Linked DNA regions of Homo sapiens: region 1 is linked to region 2. A link is a loop called in an ENCODE intact Hi-C map of the cell type or tissue named here. Cell type or tissue: chondrocyte. All regions are shown on one strand. Links, peaks and the distances in the headings refer to the core of each region. The heading gives the core; the rest is flanking DNA. Region 1 overlaps GLIS1 (GLIS family zinc finger 1). Region 2 overlaps GLIS1 (GLIS family zinc finger 1).

Region 1 (8,949 bases), core at 374-8,373, 160 kb after region 2:
TTCTTAGATGAAGCGGGAAACACGGGGGAGCAACCTTACATCCCACTTCATCTCCCTCCACTACCTCCAGGCCACCCTGGACCTCTGATGGGAGGGGGAAGGGGCCCACTACGAGGGGGAACGGGCAGGAGAGAGGGAGGTGGCAGCCACAAATGCCCCCAGCAGCAGCTGCGTGACTGTGGGAGCTGGGCCTGCAATTAAAATAAACCCCAAAACAGCCTTAAAATAACTACAAGGCATTTCAAGAAGATTGTATTGTTGAATTTACTGTTTGTTTACTGAGACAATCCGAGTTGGGTTTCAGATGAAAGTAGGAGGGAGACCAGATGTGAGGCTGAACGTCTGACCTGAAGCATCTGCTGCTCCAGGAGGAACCCAGGAAAAAGGGCCAGCCCAGAGTGAGGCAGTGAAGACTCAGAGACTCAGACCCCTGCCCAAACCACAGGCTGCCTGGCCCCTCCTGTTCGGGCCCCAGAAAGCCACTTGCCCCATTTACACAGAGCCCAGGGAGGGCTACTGACAGCCACTGTGTCCCAGAGAGAAGTCTGAGCCACAGAACCACAGAGATGAGAGCTCAAAGTCAGCCATGCCTCCTGGACGGGCCCCTTGGCTGCTCTGAGCATGCTTCCTTGGGACAGCAATCACTCCTGCCTTCTGGCGCTGCCGGGAGGAGGGCCTGGGGAGGGCTGGAAAGCCCCTGTAGCATGCTGACACACGGTGGACAATGCTGGCCCAACTTTTTGACTTCTCTCTCCAGCTCGTTGGTCCTTTCTTGTAAAGAGGATACTTAGAGCTGAAAACCAACAGCTCCTACCCACACCTGAGGCAGCCTGACCTTGGAAAGGCCACCCCATGTTCCTGTGGCACCCAGGGTGCCCCCAAATATGGAAGCAGTAATGGAGACCCCTGTTTCCTTACCACCCCATCCAGGCCACATGTCTTTGAACTCCTCAAGGTCAGGTGCCAGGTCGAATTCTCCAGATCCCCAGTCCCCAGCCCAAATGTCTGCTGAATGAAGGAGGGAGAAGGCAGGGAGGGAGGCAGGTCTCCACTCACAGGAGATTCTAAAGGACCTAGATTGTCTCAGCCACTAACAGCTTAAAAAAAAAAAATTCAGATCAAATACGGCATTTGTCCTTAACGTCTTCATAAGGAAAGGCAAGGAGGGAGACTTCCATCACATAAGCCTCATAGATAGGAACACGGAGGCCCAAAACGATTAAGAAAATGTACTTCCCTGTCCACAAACCCCTGCTTTTTGGCAGGAAGTAGAGACTATGATCTATGCCACGAGTGTGGTGCCCACCACTCAGTGGCACCAGTACTGGGGTGGAAGGGGACAGCCACAGACCTCTGCTCCTGACAGAGCTGTGTCACCATGGGCAAGATACTTAACCTCTCTGAGCCTCTTCCTCCTCTTGCAAAAGATGAATAATAAAGCCCCTCACCTTGACAACATTAAATAACAGAAGGGAAAGTGTTCTGTGAACTGTAGACCACATGGAAATGTGATCCTCAGAAGATGTGATAGTCATCCTGTTAATATCAGAGAAGGTTTTAAAACTCACGTGGCCAGAAAACAAATCCTATTTGGGGGAATAGGTGTGATGCTCCTACTATCTGCTGAATGAATGAATGAATGAAAGACACTCCAAAACCAAAGCCATTCAGGTCATCTGAGTTTATTCTAAGACTGATTCTCCCTACTAAGCAGCAGGAATAAAATATCAGATCTAATCCCACAGCTGTCTAAATGAGCAGGGTGAGACGTATCTGAAGATGCAGAATTGACTGTGGACAAGAGCTTTACCCTTCACTGTGCCCAAGGTGAACTTCTCCACAAGACGGCACACATGTGGCCACTGCCCAACACATCTACCCTGAGCAGACGCTGGCCAGATGATCTCAACCCTGGACACAGCTGGGTCAATGTTTCCAGGGCCTTCAGCCTGACTGCGCTGATACTATCTGCCAGGGTCAGAGAGAGGATGCAGGCCCCTCTTCTCGGCCTTGGGTCCACACAAGCCTCTGAAATTAAGTTAAAGAGGAAAACTCCAGCACTCCTCCACTGCTCCGTGATCCACACTGGCAGCTTCTTTTCTGAGTTCGTGGCTGCGTGAAGACGCATGCCCAGCTGTCAGTACCTAGGCTGGGTTATGAGTAGATGGCATGCTCTTCTCCAGGGCTGCTCATCAGAACCAGGGCTGCAGCCTGAGGTGGGCTGAGATGGGGCCAGCCACAGTTGTCCAACAAGGCAGAGTTTCAGGGCCTCATCATCTGCTGCCTGCATCTCTGCCACCGCCCCTCACTGGCCGCCCTGCTCCCAGGACAATGCCAAGTAGGGAGGGATATACTGGCTGGAGCCAGAAAGGGGCCTGGACCCAAGTCAGAGACAAGGGAGAATTCCTGTAAAACTGTGAGTAAAATGGGAGAAGTGGATGCCACCAGGCTGGACAGTCACAGGCAGCCAAGAAAGAGAGCATTCATATTCTCTCTGCTGACAAAGCAGGGGACTGGACTTCCTGCAGCTTCCACAGCTCCAGGATGGCTATTTCTTTTCAAGGACTACTAAGGAGAGGTAGGAAAAGGGCTTGAGCCCACCAGTGGTAACCACCCCACAAAGACTTGTGAAGCCCCCACTTTGCTCTAGGTGCGTGGGACACAGGAGGACCTACCCTTAGGGAGCAGATGGCTCAGAGCTGAGTGCATTCGAGGTTGCTGTGGGTGGGTGGAGCAACTGGGACTGAACCCCCTCTCTCCTCCCCCATCCTCTTCTTCTGTAGAGCCATCTGCACCCAGCCAGCAATACGTTCCTGCTCTCGGGGGCCTTCTTTGACTGCTTCCCCTCCCTTCCTGCTACACTCTGTGCTGAGTTTATACTACACTAACTTAAACCACTTTGTAGGCTACTTTGCAAGTGTTCTTAATCTTTCAACTAATTCGTTGGCTCTTAGAAAATAAAGGAAATTTGAAATTGCTGTGCTGCATGCAATAAACTCTTGGCATCTGGCCAGCGGGGGCCGTTCCAGGCAGAGTCCGCACCAGCCCTGCACAGATGCTTCCTGTTGTAAAGGTGAGGCACCCCTCTGCCTCTACACAGCCGCTCACCACCGGACTCCGACTCCAACTCCAGACCCGCTTGCAGCCATGCATTCTTCACTCCTTCAGCCATCCAGCAAGCAGCCGCTGACACAGCTGACACCTGGTGGCAGGTTGTGTGTTAGGCATGAAGGAGTGGGGGGATGAAAGGTGCATCAGGCACAGTCCCTGCATCCCTGCATCCCCGCGAGGAGCTCACATTCTGGTGGGGGAATGGCCCTCTCATTCTGTAGATGACTGAAGTAAGCTGAACATAATCAGAAGAGGGCCTTCCTCTGCAGGTTACCTCTCAATATGTGTCCCCATAAGGGATGCTGAGGCACAGGCAGATGGCAAGGGCCCTGGCAGAGACCCTAAGTGCTGGCGTTGCAAGTTGGCAGCACTTCGCTTATTAGAATACACCCACGTTCCTGTCTGAACTGATTCTTCAGGGGCAATAACGCAGAGCCAAGGGGCAGGCAAGGAGACAAAGGCTTAGGAGAGGCCCTTTCACCATTGGTTAATCTAGGAGGAGCTGCCTTTCATAACAAGTGTGCAGCAGTAGCTCATTCAATCAGACCAGAATAGGAAGGAAACTCGAAGATTATCTGAGACAACCCTGCCATTTTACCTACAGAGGGACTGTGGCCCCTAACTGTATGATGAGCTAAACAGATGTCCCTGCCTTGAGCTCAGCACCTAGTGAGGGGTCAGAGAGCAATCAAGGAACCATACAAATAATACACGATCAACTCTGTTAGAGGCACGAAGGGGGTATACATAGGAGAGGAATCAGGAAGTCTTCCCTGTAGAAGCAGCATGAACTGAGACATGAAGAATGAGGAAATAGTGAGCAAAGGCTGCAGCAAAGGAAGGGAGAGGATTCCAGGTCAAGGGAATGGTCTGTGCAAAGGCACTGAGGCAGAAGGTGGCACCGTGCTTTAGAAGGAAAGGAAAGAAGGCGAGTTCAGTCCTGGCATATGGAGTCTGGGGTCCCACTTCTGGCAGACACATTCCTGGCTCCCCAACCTGCACTGTGGATATACACCATGAACACCTCCTGAACATCTACCAATGGCCAGGTGCTCATCCAAGCGCTCACACTCAGTAACCCGCTAACGGGCATCCTCACACCGCGTGAATGTGATTATAACCGCAGGCAGGCAGTCCCCAGAGCCTGAGCCCCCCCAACCAAAGGCCTCCTAACTTGTGGAGCACAATGACCATGAGCAGAGACTATGATGTCAAAGCCTGGGTTCAAGCTCCAGCCCTGCTTCTGATTATCTGCATGACCCTGAGTGAGTTACTCTATCTCTGCAGGCCTCATCTGTGAAATGGGGAGAATGAGGGCACCACCTACCTCAGAGAGTTCTCACGTGGATCACACGAGATCATCCACATAAATCAGCACTGTGTCTGGCACACAGCATGCATCAAGGACGTTAGCAGGTACTAGCCTTAGCTCTTCTGTTTCTAGCCCTAGCAGAAGACCTGGCACGGGCAGGCATGTGGAATGAAAGAATGACCGAGGTGCCCGGTAAATGCTTGTCAGGAATGGAGTGTCACAGCACTGAATTGGGTACCCTGGGGAGGTACTGAGCAGCTGTCAAGAGAGACCCTCAAGCACACAGTGGGTGGTCACTTGCTGGGGATGCTGCAGAAGGGATTTGTGCATTGGGAGGATGTGGACTAGAAGGATGAGGGCTTTGTACAGTCCTTGCCAGGCTTGAGACTCAGGGACTCTCCTGACCCACCCCGCCTGCCAGAGCTCGGACAATTTTATGGAGCTCAGTTTCTTAATCACCTTGTTCTGCTGGGGCTTAGAGTGGAATCTTTTCCCCAAATTGGACATTTATGGGGCTGGAGTAGAGATGGAGAGCAGGATGGATGAAGTGTCCACATTCCAGCTGGGAGGTTAAGGGCTTTTGTGTTCCTTCCTTCTAAACTCCAAAGTTCCCAGCCAGGCCTGGGGGTGTCCATGTCTCCCTCAGATGGGCAGGGCATTCCTGGGTCCATGTCCTCCCCACCCCCAAGATCTCTGCAGTCCAGCTCCTCCTACCCTCTCTGGAGGGAGCCAGGCTGCTAGAACCTCAGGGCCTCCCCAGAACTCAACACAGGGCTGGCACCCAGAAGGTGTTGTGTATTTATGGAATGTGTGAACCAAATTCAGCCGATTTTCCTAACCCTGGGAAAGCGTGGGAAAGCCTAGAAGCCTCTAGGGGTCTCCCTGCTCCCTCTGACTCCTGGGCTTTTTGTGGTCAGGACCAGCCTGGGGCCCTTAAGATGGTTCATGGGGACCACTGCAGGTGAGCCTCACTTCACACTGTGAGGTGAAGCAACAAGTAGAGGTCAAAGCCACCAGGGTGGGTGGCTGTTCAGAGAATCTTGCTCTCGCCAAAGAAATGGAGGGCCCTCCAGTACCTCCTGAAGCACAGTTTGGTTTCTGTCACTACCTCAAATCAAGAACTCACTAGTGCCCACAGGGTCACATCCAGGCTCTTCAGCCTGGCACTCATTCCCTTCTTCCCTGCCATGAATCTCCTTCATACAGCTCCCACACCAGCCTGGTGGGCCACCTGCCTCTCCTCTCCTCCTGGCCAGCAGGCTCCCAGCACCCCTACCCCATGACCACCTCTCAGCAGAAGTCCTGGGCCTGCTTTAGGGCAGGCAAGTGGAGCCTGGCTTGCTGTGTGGCTTCAGGGAATTGGCTCTGCCCAGATCAGTGAATCCACTCTGCCCAGCCCTGAGCTGGAAACAGAGGACACAGAGAGTCATGCTGCCATCAAGAGACTCACGGGAGGGGAGATAAGCCAGAGCTCTGAGGCTGTGGGGACCCAGAGGAGACACCTGACCTGGGGTGGAAGTCAGGGAAGGTTTCCTGGAGGAGATGCTGGCAGAGTTCTGGGAGGGACACAGAAGAAAGAAGAGGGTGGGGAGGCATTTCCCCCAGCAAAAAGGCCATGAGCAAGCAGGTAAAGGTGAAAGACAGCAAGACGGGTGTCCTGGCTGACCTCTGCCAATGCCCAGCTCACAGGAGCACTCCCCATCCAGAGGCCACAGAGAAGGAGACTAGACAGCATGCAGCTGACCCTACATGCTGCCACACACCCCTGCACCTTCACTCCCTTTGGAGCCCGCGGACATACCATTCCTTGTGGCCGCCCCGCCGCGGAGGACCGCGTCCCCAGAGCGCCGTGGTGTCTGCGCTGCCGGGCGCGATCTGTTATTATCCCCCGTCAGCGCTGCCGGCCTGTGTACATTCCTCCGTAATGAGTCTGACCTCCTCGGCAATGTTTAATCAGAGCCTAATCGACCCTGGCTTTGATCTGCTGCATTTTCTGCAAAAACCCTGGTACCTGATTTTTACAATCTGATTAGCAGGCTGACTCTCCGAAGCCAAAATTACCCTGAGTTGCAGAGATCCCTGCTGAGTTCTTTGTGTTTTTTCCCCTCTCTTCCAACAAGTTATTTCCTGAGACAACTGTCACTTCCCTCCTTGCCTGTGACTGTCTCCCTCACCCTCAGCTTTCACATCCAGTCAGTTGTCAGGTCTCAAATAGTGGGTCCTAACCCATCCCCTCCTCTCCCCAGCGGCTTCAGCGCTGGCCACCGCTACCACGGTCTGAGGCTCCTGCCCCTGACTGGCCCTTCAATCTGTCCTCCATCCCGCAGCCAGATCTGCTGGGAGCCGCTGCCACTGTGCTGAGCCATCTGGCCTCAGGAACTGCTCCCTGCTGAGCCCTCCAGCCAGCCTGTGGCCAGCCCCACCTCAGATTCTCCCCACTCCCTCTCATGCATGGGTTCCGTCAGAAACCTGCCCTCCCCCTCTGCCCCTGCCCTTCATCTAGTTTCATCTCCCTGTCATCCACCAGGCTGCTCACTGGCCCCTCTCCACTCCCGCAGCCATGATCCCAGCTGCCCACCTATGGCCATTGTTCCTTCCATCTCTCCCACCAGACTGCAAAGCCCCTTTAGGAGGTTCTCTCTCATGCTCCACTGTTTCCCCACGGAGCGGAGCTATGACTGCCCTGAAGCTGGGTACTCAGTAAATGAGGGAGGAAGGAAGGAAGGAAGGAAGATTCCCTTGCAGCCCATTCTGGAGGCCACGCACTGCCAAGTCAGACCGTGGCCCCTTGTTATCTTTCAGCTCCACACGGCACAATTCTCCCCTCCGGCTCAGCCTACTCCACTTTCCACCAGCCCCCTAGCCTCTCTGATGGAGGACATTGCTTTGTTCTCATCCGCAGTGCTTTCTCCCTCCAAAGTGGGAAAGAAGGTTAGGAAAGAGAGCAGAGGTCCTTGTGAGCACAGGAGAATGGTCCTTGCTTGGTTGGTGGCAGACCCTGAGCTGGACCCTGGAGGCACAGATGAATCAGATCCTCTCCCTCTCCTTGGGAAGCTCACAGACTGTGGGGGGAGGCAGCGAGGGAAGCAGATAAACTGGAATGCAGGGAAAACAGTGCTCATCTCTGGCCAGGGGAACTGACTCTGCTTGAAAGATACAGGAAGGAGTCCAAGAGGGAGCATCTGAGCTGGGTTTAAGAGAGAAATAGGAGCTCTCCAGCCAAGAAAAGAGTGACCATGCAAAGGCACAGAAGCATGAGAACGTGTGACGGGTTCAGAGGATGGGAAATGTTCCAGGTGGCCTGAACGGTGGCGGGGGTGGGGCAATAAGTTTGCTGTGGCCAGATCACCAAGGGCCTTGTCCACCATGCTAGGGAGATGGGACTGTGGCCTGCAGGATCACCGTGTCCATCACCTAACTGAACTTCCTGACAGTGTTGAGCCCTTTCTTTGCCCTGGTACACAGTGGATTCCAGAGCTGTGTATAGGAGGCTCCCAAGAGCTACTCCACTGCCAGTGAGGCCACTGAGGCTCAGAGAGGCCAAGTAACTTCGACGAGGTCACACAGCCTCCGAGGGGCAGAGCATGGACTGGAACCCGGAATCTCCTGAAGTTAAGGAAAGGTTTTCCCAGGATGAGGCAAACGAGAGAATCACTGTGGGAGCAGAACCAGAGCCAGGCAGGAGAGCTGGACTTGGAAGGGGCCGCTTGCCTCTTGGGCAGAGGAGGACGGAAGTAGTCCCAGCTCCCAAGGCCCTTCATACCCTGCAAGGCACCACCCGCCCACCTGGGTCTCTCAGACATTTTTAGGGGGTGGGCAGTGGAAAGAAAGAAAGAGTCTCCTAAGGGATTCCCATGGAGTTCTTTCACTAATTATTTACTCCCAGTCATTCCAAGGACAACATCTATCACCCGGTCCAACCAGCCCGCCCCGCTTCACCAAGCCCGTGTCAGGCCTCGCACAGTTGAGCCCCCACAATAACTCCTCATGGAAGACCCGAGTACATCCCCGCTCTCCTGTGAGAGCCGAGGAGCTTCCTGAAGGGCCCCCTGCTGTCGGGTGGTTCTGTGCGTTCTCTTCCCCAAACCACAAGGTCTGCTTACATGCAATGGGTCCCCCCAGCTAGGAAGGGGCAGCACCAGGTCAGAGCCCCCGCCGCCCACCACCCAGCCAGGGTCTTCCCATAGCATCTAGCCACCTCCTTCACGAAGGGACGGACAGTGGGCAGGAGTTCTGGTTAACGGGGGTTCCAGTTAACCAGGTATCACAGGGTGTTCTCTGCCCCAGGCCCCCATGTCACCAGGGGACAGTGACAACTGCTCCCACTTGTGCAGGCTCCCAGGCACAGGTGCTTGACCTCCCCGCATCTCTCACCCCAACTCGGGGAGCTGGTGGCGTCCACCACATCATAGATGAGGAAGAGTCCTAGACGCAAGCGGGCCCGGCTGTGCCCCTAGCCCCACCTCAAGCCCGGAGGACCCAGCCTCTGGCCCTCCCTGGAGCCATCAAGATCACCGTGCTGTGCT
Region 2 (8,803 bases), core at 804-8,803:
TATATAGACTTGAGGTCCCTTGGCTAAGGGTGAGCCTGGGCTGGGGTGCACCCAGTAACCCAAGCAAATCTTTGGCCAACAACCCTTGGCTGTCCCCAGACAGTCACCTCAGAACATCTTCCAGAGCCAGGATGGGAACAGGGTGAGGCCTTCAGGACACTGGATGATGACTGGGGCAGGCACCTGGGAAGGGCCCCTTCTCTCAGGGAAATCCCAAAGCTTGGCTCAGCCAAATGCTCATCTTCCCCAGGACAAAACAGACCCAGAGAGGGTGAGAGCCCTGCCCCACATCACACAGCAGCTGAGAGTCAGCCCTGAGGGCTTTTCTGCCCTCCTAAGACAGCAGGGCCAGGCCCAGGCTTGGAGAAGGCAAGCCCAGCCTCGAGATGGGCTCTTGGCTCCCTGACCCAGCAGCTGTTTTCCATGTAAATTAAGTTTCTGGCAAAAGAGAGCCAAGGCATGTTCTTGTAGACCGCAATGTCGATCGGATTAGGAGCAGCAGGAGAGGAGAATTAAGGAAGAAAAGCATTTCTAATTTTCTCTGAAACGCGGCAGGGCTGCCAAGGACTTGTCATAATACAAGGGTCGCTTTACCCAGAAAGATACATCATCCCTGATGGCTCTTAATGGATGCTTATTGTTGGGAAGTTTGCAGATCTGTGGCCCCAAGTCCCCGGGGGCTCAGTGCGAGCCAAGCATGGGGCCTGGGAAAGCCAGGACAGGATTCTGGTCCTCAGGCACTGGTCCGCTTGGGACAGAAGCCTCCCTGGTGTGGAGCTCCAGTCTGCTAGAGCCTGGGCCATTCCCTGTCCCCACTCAGGCCCTCAACCTGAGAGCAGTGAACGGAGCTCAGGCCCTGGAAGCAGACAGGTCTGGGATGGACCCTGGCTCTGGCACTTCTGGGGTGCATGATGCTGGGCTGGTTTGTTAACTCTCTGAGCCTTAGTTTCTCCATCTCTAAAATGAGTGTTTCATGACTCTAATCCCCACATTTTGGGAGGCCAAGGTGGAAGGATTACTTGAAGTCAGGAGTTTGAAACCAGCCTGGACAACAAAGTGAAACCTCTATCTCTACAAAAAAAATATATTAAAAAAAAGCCAGGAGCAGTAAGCATGCCTGTAGTCCCAGCTACTCAGGAGGCTGAGGCAGGAGGATCACTTGAGCCCAGGAGTTGGAGGCTGCCATGAGCCATGATCGTGCCACTGTATTCCAGCCTGGGTGACAGAGTGAGACTTTGTTTCTAAAAATAAAATAAAATGGGAATTACAGTGCCCACACCTACGGTTGTAGTTTCTTTTTCTTTTCTTTTCTTTCTTTTTTTTTTTTTTTTTTTGAGACAGGGTCTTGCTCTGTCACTCAGGCTGGTGTGCAGTCCAACTCCTGGGCTCAAATGATCCTCCCACCTCAGCCTTCCGAGTAGCTGGCGAGCTAGGGCTATAGTGAAGCCTAAATGAGATACAGGATATGAAGCCCCAGGTACAGTGCCTGAGCCTCAGAGGCACCTGGGCTAAAGCACATCCCCTCCCTCCTCAGGGAACATGGAGGTGGTGTTTCACCAGAAAGCTCATGGCGCAGGATTTGACCACGTCCCTCTCTGCTCCACAGCTTCCAATGCTCCCCACTGCCTGCAGGCTGGAGACCAACTTCCCAAGCCTGGCGGTCCCCTCCCATCTTCTTTCCCACTGAGGCCCCTTGCTCCCAGCACCCCATCGCTGTCTCCCTATCCCAGGGCCTGAGGCAGCTGCTTCCTCCAGCCTGCAGGCCTCTGCTGTTTCATTCCTGGCAGTGTCCACAGTTCACAGAACAATGCTTGGAATACAGTAGGTGCTCTGTAAATCTGGTTGAACCAATAAATGCGATCTTCCCACTCTGTCCTCCTCTGTCATGCCAGTGTCCCTGAGTTGGCCCCTGGTGTTTCTTTCACTCCCACACCCTCCCTGGCGCTCAAGGACCCTCACTCCCTGGCCCTGGAGTTCCATGGGAGTGCAGGTGTGAGTTAACCCAGCCAGGTGGGCTCTGCCCCCAGCTGCAGTCCTGTCCCTCCTGCCATGGCCCAGTCCCCTCAGGAACTCACACACGGCTCGTCCAAAACAGCATCCCCAACCCATTTTCTACATGGCCCTCAGGGTTACCTCTCAAGGTGCCATGTCCCTGCTCTGCTTAAGACCTCTCGATGGCACCCACTGTGCCCTGGACATAGCCCTGCCCACACCACCTCTCCTCACTGCGCTGCTTGGCCGCTGATCCTGCACACACTGGGCTTCAGGCTTCAGCCCTCTCAGCGCCAGTCACTCTGGGGAGCGTTCTTCTGAATTCACCGGCCCAACTCTTAGTCCTTCCTCAAGACCAATGAACACATACACCAATTTCTGTTTTGAACTTTTAAATTTGTGCCAGGTACAGTTCTAAACCCTCAGCATAAACCGTCATTTACTCCTGACCGCAGCTGTCTAAAGCAAGTCCTTTTTTGTCCCCTCTGATGGCTGAGGAACCTGAAGCCCAAAGGCACGTACGTGCCTGGGTGCAGAGCCAGCGGAAGCAAGCCCCGCGGGCCCACTCCGCGCTCACACCCCTAAACACTGCACCCATGCCTGACGCCACTTCCTCCACAGACCTTCCTGCTCCCACCCAGAGGGGCTAAGGTCCCCTCATCTGTGCCCTGACTTTTCTCTGCACATCTCTCTCGCCATCTTAATGACATGAGGTAGAATCATCTCTTTGTGTCTGCTGTCGCCTGCCAGGACACTGAAAGCGGGGACGTGCTTTTTCATTTCTGCATCTTCCGTGCCCAGCACAAGGCTGGACATCATGTGTTTACCACACAAGCCGCGGGAGGTGCACAGATGCATGGGGCGAGGAGCTGGTGGGCAGTCTGTGGGTGGTAAAGGGCCAGCTGGGGGTGTGGAAGGAAGGGCTGCGGGTCAGCAGAGACACTAAGGGCAGGTGGGAAGTGGACGGACGGACGAACGGACGAACGGATGGACGAACAGTGGCATACAGGGCGAGTGGGTGGGCAGATGCATGTGTTGAGGGTGGGCACCTGGCCTGATGCGGTGCAGGCGGCTGCGAGGTGGGAGGAGGCCAGATGAGGAGGGCTGGCTTACCTTCTTACGCACCTGCTGCTCTTTGGCTGAATGGGCCTTGACGTGCTTGCGGAGGGAGCTGGGGTCTGTGTAGCGCTTGGAGCAGCCAGGGATCTGACAGGCGTACGGCTTCTGTAACATGGGGGGCACGGGTGGGGTGAGTGAGGCCCATCCCTACGGGACACGCGCCTCCGCGTGACCTGCTGTGGGGAGGTGACCAGGCGAGAGGCTGGCTGCAGGCCAAGAGTACTCTGCCTCAGCCAGCCCGGCCCAGCTGTGGGGAAGGTGCCTGGCCTGGGAGCGGAGCAAGGGGTTTGTGTCTTCATTCCACCACCATCCTGGGACCTCAGGTCAGTTGCCTCTCCTCTCTGAGTCTCACCTTTCTTCTCTGAAAAATGGGGCCATCTGAGGTCTAAGGGTTCTTCCAGGTCAGACCCTGGCTCTGAGCCAAGTCCACCCTTTGGACCCCACAGCTGCAAGTAAGCATTGAGCAGACAGGGAGTGCAGTCAGACAGCTGCTCTGCAGATGGGGAGGAGGAGAGGGGAAGGGGGCACCCACACAGGGCCAGGCTAGGCGGCACTGACCGCACCTTGCAGGTAGGTGCAGAGGCACCGGACTGCTCTTGGGGCCACAAGAAACCAGGTCCTCCTGCCAATAGCTGTGAGAGGCTGGAAGCACGGCTGGATCTGAGAACACAGGGCTGGGGAGGCTGGGGAGGCTGGGGAGTCTGGCGGGGCTGGGGGCTGTGCCCTGTGCATGGGGAGTGGACAAGTCTCTTCCCCTCAGGCCCCCATGGCTCACCCAGAATATAAGAAGTGGACCCCAAATCCATCCCCACTGCCCCTCCTGAATTCCTGCCCAGGCCCCACCCTGCCCTCCAGGCCTCAGGCTCCCCACACACAGCCAGAGGGGAAGGTCTTTCTCACAGACCCGCTCTTGCCTTTGAAACCCCTTGGTGGCTCCCTGGTGCCCTACAGGCCATCTCCCGGCACCGCAGGCCCTACACCTCCCACCACGAGCACCTCCTCAGCTCTCCCGCAGCCACGTCACCTCCTCTCCAAGCTCTCCTCGCATCCTCCACCTCCTCCCCGGGCCAGAACATCCCCCTAAGCGCTGTCCAGCCTATGTGCTGGGTTTGCTCAGTGTCCCTCTTCTCAGCCAGGGAGCGACTTGTCTGATTCATCCTAGGTCTGAGTGACCCAGGGCAGGGGACTCGTGGCTCTAATTGAATCCCAATCTCTCCCAAGGCTTCCACAGGACCCTGCTTGAGGACTCTGGCCGCTGCTGGGGCTTGAAGCTTACAAGGCTTCCCTTTGCGGACACGTCTAGTGCTTCCGCTCTCTTAGAAGCCTCTGCCCTGCTGGGACTGCAGGGGACAGGAGAAGGATTGGAGGAAATGACACCTCTCAGAGTGAGTGCCAGGGACTGCCATGTCCTGCCAGACACACCCACGTGGAACTGCCCCCAGGACCTCAAGGCAGCTTTGCCCCTGCTGGACTAAGGAGAGGCCAGGCCAACCTCAGACCCAGGGAGAGGTACCCATGGCCCTGGGACCTCATGAGGAGGGGAAGCAGAAAGAGACGACCATACCTTGGTGCTGCCATGGAGAGTTGCCAGATTAAAGAAACGGAGGAGAGCAAAAAGAGAGAGACAGCAGTGAGAAGCTTGCCGGGGTTGGCCTGGGAGGGAGAGCGGAGGCCTGCCGCGGATGGCCCCTGCTGCCCCCAGCCCACCGCACCCCAGAGGTAGGCTCCCTCTCTCACACACCATACACACACACACACACACACACACACAAAACCACCACCACCACACACACACACCACACCATACACACCCACGCACGGCACACACACGTGCGTTCACATGTGCCCAGGCACACACACGGCCCTGCCCTGTCCCTGAGCCGGCCCCAGGACTGTCCCTTGGGGATGCTGATACAAATCCACTCGCTTTCGTCTAAAAGCAAACAAGCTGGCTCTGTGTCTGCCGGCACATTCGCCTGGAAACGGGCGGCAAGGCCCATCTCTGTGTTTGTTTTTCCAGGGCCTGACATGTGTAGAACATTCCTCAGGCCCCATTCCCCGTGAGCCTGTGGGAAACCCTGTGGCCGTCCCCAGCCAGCAGCCAAGCTCCGCCTGGAATGGCCATGTGGGCTGCAGCGCCGGGCGGCCTCCCTCTGTCTGTAATGAGGACGCTCCGGGTGAGTCTGCCGTGCGGAGCCCCTGCCCGTCTGCACTTGGAGGCCAGCTCTGCTGGGAGCGCTCCCCTGTGCAGGCCCCGTGCTGAGCACCAGCCATCCGCCATCTCCCTGAGCCCACACCCACCCCATGAGACTCATCCTGCTTTGCAGAAGAAGAAACTGAGACCTACATTTTGCCCAAGATCCCACAGCGGGGAGAGGGAGGGAGCGTGTGCAGGCCTCTGCTAGAATGCCTCCTCTGCTCGGTGGCCTCGAATGGTCCAGTGAAGTGGGCAGGGGAGAGAGAATCATCCCAGTGGGGAAGCTGAGGCCCCATGCAGGACAGCGGCTTATTCGAGTCCGCTCAGGGGATCTGTGCACTCAGGACTCGAGCCCCACACTGAGAGCCTGGGACACGGCAGGATGTGGTCAGTGCCCAATCAGTAAGAGGACAGGCAGGGGAAGGCCGCCCAGTCCATGTGCGGGGCCTCACACCTGCTGCCTCAGCTGACCTCCCTCGCTCTCTGAAGCAGGGGTTTTACCTCTCAGGAGGCCCAGGGAGGCCAGGGGCTTTCCTCAGACCTCCAGGACCAGGAGGCATGGCCACGGTCAGAACCCTGGCCTGGTCCTCTCCAGTCTGTTCTGAGAAACTTTCCCGCCCATGGAGAGAATCCCACATTCTCCAATGCCAGAGGTGAGCTAGGGACATGGCTGGTCCCCTCTGGAAAGCAAGGCCCTGCCCTGTGAGGGGCCTGACCCGAGGGGCCTCTGGGGGCAGGTGCTGGGACAGCAAACTAGCAACACAGAGCTGCCTGCGGTGTTTATGTGGGGAGCTGGATCCGAGTGGGGTGCTGGGCTTGGCGGCTGCACTTCCCAGGCTTCCAGGGGACCTCTTGGGGAGACGAAGGCCTGAGATAAGCCTGCAGGCTCATTCTGGGCCTGGCCTGACCTAGACCTTGGGGTTCTGTTCACACACCAAGTGGGGGCCAGAGGCCTGTTGCTTTGGGGCTGGGTCCAGGAAATGCAGTAAGGAGGGAGGGAGGAAGAAGGAGGGTCAGGGAAGGTGGCCCGAGAGGCACGGGAGGGTAGGGAGAGGGTGCAGGGAGGCCTGGCACTGTCAGCGCTGGCTTGTGGCCTCTGGGAGACATAACTGGGGGTGCTGGGGCACAGAGCGTGCCTCTCAGGACCTGGGCCAGGGTGCCACGGGCCCCTTGGGCTGAAAAGGTGACAAAGGCAGGGAGATCTGCTAGCACCCACTCCTCACTTCATGTCCGTAGCACAGCCTGTGACAATGAAGCTGAGAAGGGGAGGACTGTTGGGTTCAGGTTGGGGATGGGGCCCTTCCTTGCCACCCTCACCCCTCTGCTCTGCTGCATCCCCCAAGATGCCTGCCACATCAGCTCTTCCAGCAGAGAGCACTGGACTTGGAGTGGCCCAGCCCAGGTTTGCATCCCAGCTCTGCCACACACCTGCTGTGGACAGGGCAGATGACTCAGTCTCTTTGAGTCTCAATTTATGAAATGGGGATAATGGGCCCCATCTTGGTTGGTCACCAGGATGAAACTGGGGGCAGTGTGTGTGAGACTGTGGGGCCAGATATACAGAGTGTCCCCCCCAGGGCCTGGCCTGGCCCCAAGAACATTGCTTCCCTGCTGTTTTCTGGGCACTGAATCTTTTCTGGATCTCGGTTTTCCCGGCTCTAAGGTAAATGGCTGGCATCAGAGACCTGCAAGTGCCCTTTCAGCTCTGACCTCTGCTGTCTCATGGCCTCCAACTTACCCTGGAGGGGTCAGCTGCCCTCCTGGGCCCCTGTTTCCTCCTCATCTGTGAACTGGACGGGCTGGGGGGCAGCCACCCAAATCCCCCAGCCTCTGACCCACAGAGTTCCCCAAACACCTGCAGGAAGCATAGAGAAACCAGCCTGGGGCCCGGACATGGCTCTGCTGCAGACCCCAGTCTCCTGCAGCACATGGGGGCTGGGGTCCTCCTCAGGCACGTGCCCCTCACCCAGGGCCTAGTGTAAGGCCCTGGTCTGAGTCAGCTCTGCCACCGTCCAGCTGTGCGATGGTGAGCAGGCACTGGCCTCAGGTGTCCCACTTCCCTAATCTGTCAAATGGCTTCGTGACTGCCCCTGCCCAGAGCACAGGGTCTGTATGAGATCCTGAGGGGTGAAGTTTTAGAAAGCGCTCTATTAACGGCACATGGAGGGCTGCCTGGGCAGACATTGGAATAAAGCTGCTGTTACCTATGCCTGGTGCAAACAAGGGAAGGAAGGTGGGAAGGGAGCCAGTATCTGGAGGCCTGGGTCACCTGCAGGAGCCTGGAGTCTTAGGCACTGCCCACCTCCGCTCCTCACCTGCAGGGCTCAACGGACAAAAGACCACCCTGGAGAGCCTCTGACCTGTGTCTACGGAGGGGGCAGGAAGAGCAGGGAGCAATCTGCTCTGGCGTGGCTGACAGGTTCTGGGGAGGGGACACAGGAAGGCGAATGTGCTCTCTCCATGAGGCTGTGCACGGCTCTGGTGCCCAGGCTGGTACCCACAGGCCAAAGCATTGCTTCTTAACTGGGGCAGGTTTGCCTCCCCTCACCCCCGGGGACATTTGGCATCAGAGAGTTTTGGTTGTTGCGACTGGGAGTGGGAACATTGCCTCCTATCTAGTGGAGAGAGGCCAGGGATAACTGCTAAACATTCTAGAATGCAGAGGACACCATCCGACCCACTGCCCTGCCAAGCATCTCCTGCCCCAAACATCGGTGGGGCTACAGGGTAAGGCAGGGGCTCTGCACTGAATGAGTGGCAGGTGTGTGGCCATCCTCCACCCCGCCCTGGGCCTCTGCCTGTTGGGCCTACCGTGTCTAGGTGGGTGCGCTGGTGCTTGGCGCGGTCGCTGGAGTTGCTGAAGGCCTTCTGGCAACCCGGGTGCTGGCACAGGTACGGCTTCTCGCCCGTGTGGCTCCTCAGGTGGATCTTGAGGTTCTCCAGCCGTGAGAAGGCCTTGCTGCAGCCTTCAAACTGCAGGAGAGGCTGGTGAGGGGAACTCCCAGCCCGGTGGGCACCCCAACCCTGCATGGAAACTAACCCCCCAGGCCTGCCTGGCCCCAGCACCCCTGCCCCTCCCATCCTGCTGGAGCCTCTGAGAGCTCTGGATCAGCTCCCCATGAAGTGCTCAGGGCCCAGGCCTTATCTGGAAAGGCCTGGTGAGTCCAGAAAAATAGCACCCTGACTTAGAAATAGGGCGTGAGGGCTGGAGAAGAAAGTGGCCTTTCCAGTTCTGGACCCGAAAGGCTCCCCTCCCCAGGGCCATCTGGAAACGAGGCACTTGCCCTGACCACAGCACAGCCCCGAATCAGGGCAGGGGTGTGTCCCAGCACAGAGAGCTGAAATAGGGAAGGACCCACAGCCTGGATCTGAACTGGGCTCTGTCCCAGAGAGGCTTTGGGCAGTGCTCTTGACCCCTCTGCGCCTTGTTTCCTTGTTTTCAAGCTTGAGACTGTGTGGCCACCACTCAAGGCTGACATGAGGGCCCCAGGGGGT

What was found. Peaks named below come from ENCODE experiments on the same cell type or tissue, not always from the same donor. Only the 100,000 strongest peaks of a DNase experiment are listed, where the experiment ranks them.
Region 1: it touches region 2 in a loop (2.0-fold over the local background); 2 of 110 quality-filtered maps call a loop at or near these places.

Annotation. Positions count from the first base shown.
Region 1 is chr1:53,679,088-53,688,036 of GRCh38, forward strand. All of the region lies in intron 2 of GLIS1 (GLIS family zinc finger 1), which reads right to left. Among named protein-coding and RNA genes, the nearest start is that of GLIS1, 56 kb to the right of the region's middle. RefSeq lists enhancers at 5,644-6,473, 6,474-7,302. In chondrocyte, for the core only: CTCF peaks have their summits at 3,202 (motif pointing left), 3,408, 5,311 and 5,510; no DNase peak of the experiment used is centred there.
Region 2 is chr1:53,521,672-53,530,474 of GRCh38, forward strand. It overlaps GLIS1 (GLIS family zinc finger 1), which reads right to left. Exons shown (of 11, transcript NM_001367484.1): 5 at 8,120-8,281; 6 at 3,106-3,216. Among named protein-coding and RNA genes, the nearest start is that of DMRTB1, 67 kb to the left of the region's middle. RefSeq lists enhancers at 4,929-5,432, 5,937-6,440. In chondrocyte, for the core only: no CTCF peak of the experiment used is centred there; a DNase peak (open chromatin) is centred at 5,220.